2 separate regions of the Mus musculus genome follow, and region 2 is linked to region 1. Evidence: chromatin loops called from intact Hi-C (ENCODE). Cell type or tissue: heart. All regions are shown on one strand.

Region 1 (2,500 bases):
CAGTTTATTGGAGTTAAACACTTCATATGCTTAAATCAACAAACACCTCTGTCCCGCTGTGGGAACACCCCCACCCCGCGTTCCCACAACTGGACTACACGAAGAACCTCCGAGGAGAAACTGAGGGAAATTATATATATATATATATATATATATATATATATATATATACATATAATATACATACATATGTGTGTGTATATATATGTGTGTGTGTATATGTGTGTGTGTGTGTGTATATACACACATATATACACATATATATAATTAGCTCAAGAAATGACAGTTCCAAGTATGAAAGTAAACAAACTGGGGTGAAAAAAAAGGATACAATTCTCCAGCCTTTTGCAGTCAACTTGTGCAAGGTCCCGACTGAAGTCTTAACAACTGTGACTTCGGATGAGCGCAGGAATTCGGAAGGCTGATTACAGAATAGCATGGTTTTTTTTTTTTTTTTAACGTCAGCAAGAACACGGGGAAACTCCTCTGAATCTACGAATCTCCTCAAATCTTTGTTTTTAAGAAGTAACTCCCAACAGTTTCAGTTTGCAAGGGAGCAAAGACCCTTCGAGGAATGGTACTGCCTCACTGACCGACCCTACGCAGGCATCCAGACCCAGTTAAGTTTCGAGCCGAGTCCAAATCGAACCTCCGGCGACCCCGACGCAAGCCCCGCAAGAGATCGCCAGCATCCACACAGGGAGCGCCCCACCCTCGGACTGACTACACCCCTGGGACACAGGATAATTACTGAGACGGGAAGAGGGGACAGATCCAAGAGGCGACGAAAGTTGGACACTGATGTCCAGTGCAGTCTGGCTGTCCCGGTCCCCAGCGTCCGAGTGCACAGACCCCACAGCGGAGGCACCGAGCCCACTTGCCCGATGCAGAGAGGGGGTCGCAGCGCCGACGGCCGGGCCCCGCTACGGAGTCCCCCCTCTGCGGGCGGCCGCGGCTCCGGGAACCCCGCTCCGGCTGCGCCCCGCCCACTCCGCGGCCCCGCATCGCGCCCCTTCCCGGCCCGCGGGCCGCGCGCGCTCCGCGGCGGCCGACGAACCCCTTCCCCGGATCCCCGACGGCTGAACCTGCAGCGGACAGCCGGGTCCGAGGCTCGCTCGCCCAGCGCAGGCCCCGCTCGGCGTCCCCGGCTACTCACCGTCGGCGCGAAGGCGCTGCGAGGGGCGCGGGGTGGCAGCCGCGGAGCTCCTCACTCTCCCCGCGACCTGACCCCCTGCTCGGAGCCTCGGCGCCTGTGTCTACAAGGCCTCTCTCCAGCCCGAACCCTAGACAAGCACTTCCGGGGGAGCGGGGGAGGGCAGGGGTTTGGCACCGGAACTGCTCCCAGGCTGGAGCTGCCAGCCCTCCCGGGAGGGGCGTGGCCTCTGCTCCGGGCGCCAGCGGACCCGCCCCCGAGCCCCGCCCCCGGGCTCCTTGCTAACCCCTGTGGTCCCGCGGGCCCCGAGCTACCGCTGGCACCCCTTATTTTAACGCCTGTTAGGATCGCTCCCTTCTACTTAATTCTACAGGGGCCCGGAGAATCTAATTTCGCCGAGCCCGGAGCATTCACCGGCTTGCCGACCGGCCGGCGGTGTTATCCTTTCTCGCTTCTGTCCCGCGTGAAAATGCAGTTGACATTTATCGAAGGAAGGCTTACGGCGTGGTAGACAGGGCATTTATTACGCGATTCGGTGGCGTTAACTCATTTAATAACCTTCAAACTCCTGGAAATTGGTGCTTTTATTCTCTGTGTCTTACAGAGAAGGAAATCGGCCAAAGTATCGGACTTTACCACATATGCTGGCTCTTGGTTTTACTTTAATTTGTGGTATGCGTAGAACTCTCATTTGCCCCAAACAAGACTTTTCAAATTATTCAAAGACGGGAGCCAAATTATTTCCCTATATGGGTCATCCTTTGCACTTTAAACAAAGGCTGAGATGATGGGCTATGCAATCTTAGTGCCAGGATCCTGTTTCTTTACATTTCACCCTGGTGTGTGTGTGTGTCGTGTTCATCTCTGGATTGTAGACGTTAAAAATAATATAATGCATAACGCAATAGTAAGCATTTCAAAGTACCCAGGACTGAGTACGTCCGCACAATTCTTATACCTAACCAGTAACTAGCAATAGAGAAGACCTGGGCACTTTTGAAACTTACCAAAGACAGACAGTATGAGAGCCTACAGAGTCAGTGTCAGGCAAAGAAGTGAGACGATCTTAAAAGATTTGCTCTGTCACAAAATCAAGAAACATCAAATATTAAAGGCAGGTTTTCAGTATGAAGCAAAGCCCCACATGGAAGAAAAGGGCTCAAACCTGACAAGCTATTTTGTTTCCAGCAGTCTAAAAAGGCTGAGGCAGGGAGAGTCCGGAGAGTTTCTAGCCAGCCTAAGCTTTACAGTGAGTTTCCAGACAAAGGTGGCCAGGACTATGAAGCAAGACTCTTGTCCAAAAAGAAGGAGAGGAGGAGGAAAAAAGGAAGAGCAAAAAAGAAAAGA
Region 2 (2,500 bases), 89 kb before region 1:
ATAGCAAAGGACCCATAAACTTAATAAAGCAAAGAAACAACTAAAAAAGAGAATACACACAGGCAACGCTACAGCATCAGTACAGACACAAACCACATCACCCTGAAACTTTTGTTACACACACACACACACCCACACCCACACACACACCCACACACACACACCCACACACACACCCACACCCACACACCCACACACACCCACCCACACACACCCACCCACACACACACACTCACACACACACACCCACACACACCCACACACACACACACACACACACACCAGATCAGAGGCTACAGCTCACAATGTAAACACATTTAAGTTCACTTTTACTAGCTTAAAACCAGCAAAACTAGCAGTGAGAACTGGAAATCAGAGACAGGGTCACCTGTTCTACACAGCAAGTTTCAGGACCACCAGGGCAACATAACAGAGACCCAGCCTCACTAAAATAAACAAGACAGCTAGGAAAATGGAACCACCTTGGACAACACAAAAACAACACAACTACATAAACCTGCTCCCAATCCTGCTCTTGCCCTTAGGCTATGGCTGGGGTCGACCAGATGCTCACATATAAATCATGCACAACTCAAGGAGAGATGCCATTTCTAGCCGTGCTGATCTGCTGCCATCACATGACCTGGTACTGACATCTGCACTGGCTTAAGACACATGACAAACGTTTGGCTCAGTAACCCTACCTTGGGCTTTCTGCTCTATTCAGCTTGCCATCACTTAGCAGATGATTAGAACAGCTACAGGATCGAGGTTCCACTACAATTCCTGGCATAGAGCGCACACACACAGCAGTATGAGCCTCTGTTACAAGGCTGCCCTACTTGGCAGACCACTAGAAACATTAGAGAGACCTTGCAGATCAACGGAACCAAAATATTTTCACAACTCCGTAAGTAAATGGCACAGGACACACATAAAAGCCAGGATTCCAAATCACTGTAGACACAAGCTTACAAAGCACAACTTGATTCTTTTTAAAACCCTTTAAGATGGGCTGGAGAGATGGCTCAGTAGTTAAGGGAACTGACTGCTCCTCTGAAGGTCCTAAGTTCAAATCCCAGCAACCACATGGTGGCTCACAACCACCCATAATGAGATCGCCCTCTTCTGGTGCAGCTGAAGACAGCTACAGTGTACTTAGATATAATAATAAATAAATCTTTGGGCCTGAGCGAGCAGGGCTGACCAGAGTGACCAGTGGTCCTAAATTCAATACCCAACAACCACATGAAGGCTCACAACCATATGTACAGCTACAATGTACTCATACATTAATCACATAACTTTGGAAATATTTTTTTCTCAAAACGACAACAAAAAAAAAGCTGGAGAGATGGCTCAGATGTTAAGAGTGCTTACTACTGCAGAGACCTGAGTCTGGCTCCCAGCACTCTCACTGGGGGCTCGCACCAGCCTGTAACCACCAGAGTGGAGCTGCTACTTCTGGCCACTGGCATGCACATACCCATACACAGACCAAACATGCACATGATTAAAATAACCTTGGACACGCAAAAGAAAATGTTCCTGGGGCTAACAATGTGGCTCAGTTAAAAGATAATTACTTAGCATTCACAAAGCCCGAGATGGATCCCCCAGTACTGCATAATCACAGCCTGGGAGAGCAGCAGAAGGGACAGAAGACTAAGGGCATCCTTGGCTGCGTGCGAGCACGCACACGCATGCACACGCACACACACACTCGCTAGCTACACAAGACTACCTTAAAAAACAACAAGGCCTGAAGAGATTCTACTTGCTGCTCTTCCTGAAGTGGTCCTTAAAGACAAGCTCTCTGCCTCTGTAGTGTCAGGGTGGAGATCAATGGGTACGTTCCACCAAATGGTGGCTTCACAGCCATCTTGACTACAGTGCCAAGGGTTCTGGTTCCTTCTTCTGACCTCCATGGGCACCACTTATGCATGTAGTGCACATATGTTGCCAAAACACTTAAGAGAACAAGTCTAAAATTTTACACAAATGCCAATAAAATATCAGACAAAAATTCCTTTATCTACAACAACCTGCTAATTTGACTTAGGGAAAACACATATAATCCTGAAAAAGCATTTGGGAACAGCTTTTGGTAAAGCTGTAATTTCTGTTATTAGCAGAGACTTCCTGTTTGAAATCTAGAAAGCAAACAATGCTCAGCGGTGTTGAAGATGAAGCACACAGACCGCAACAGGACAAATTGTTACAATGGCCCAAGCAGCCAAGTGGTCCTTAAAGACAAGCTCTCTGCCTCAGTAGTGTCAGGGTGGAGATCAATGGGTACGTTCCGGCATACACACATACCTTCATCTAGATAGGAGTCTGCCAGACTCCCACCTAGTTTCTTGATGACATGAATCGCCTCCAGGTTGCCAGAGCCTTTCAGTCTGAGAACCGCTTCCACGGCCAGTTTAGTAAAGTGGTCCTTGTGGTGAGTAAGGAGCTTTGAGGACAATGTCGTTCCTGCAATGTTCATTAAGTCCTG

The links. Hi-C counts contacts between places; a loop is a spot of excess contacts. Peaks named below come from ENCODE experiments on the same cell type or tissue, not always from the same donor. Only the 100,000 strongest peaks of a DNase experiment are listed, where the experiment ranks them.
Region 2: it touches region 1 in a loop (4-fold over the local background); 11 of 42 quality-filtered maps call a loop at or near these places.

The regions. Positions count from the first base shown.
Region 1 is chr10:117,147,236-117,149,735 of GRCm38, forward strand. Frs2 (fibroblast growth factor receptor substrate 2) reads right to left here and starts at 1,239. Exons shown (of 10, transcript NM_177798.3): 1 at 1,157-1,239. In heart, no CTCF peak of the experiment used is centred here; DNase peaks (open chromatin) are centred at 806 and 1,336; H3K4me3 peaks cover 2,500 bases; H3K27ac peaks cover 2,239 bases.
Region 2 is chr10:117,058,329-117,060,828 of GRCm38, forward strand. It overlaps Cct2 (chaperonin containing Tcp1, subunit 2 (beta)), which reads right to left. Exons shown (of 16, transcript NM_007636.3): 7 at 2,320-2,500. Among named protein-coding and RNA genes, the nearest start is that of Cct2, 4.3 kb to the right of the region's middle. In heart, a CTCF peak has its summit at 1,138 (motif pointing left); no DNase peak of the experiment used is centred here.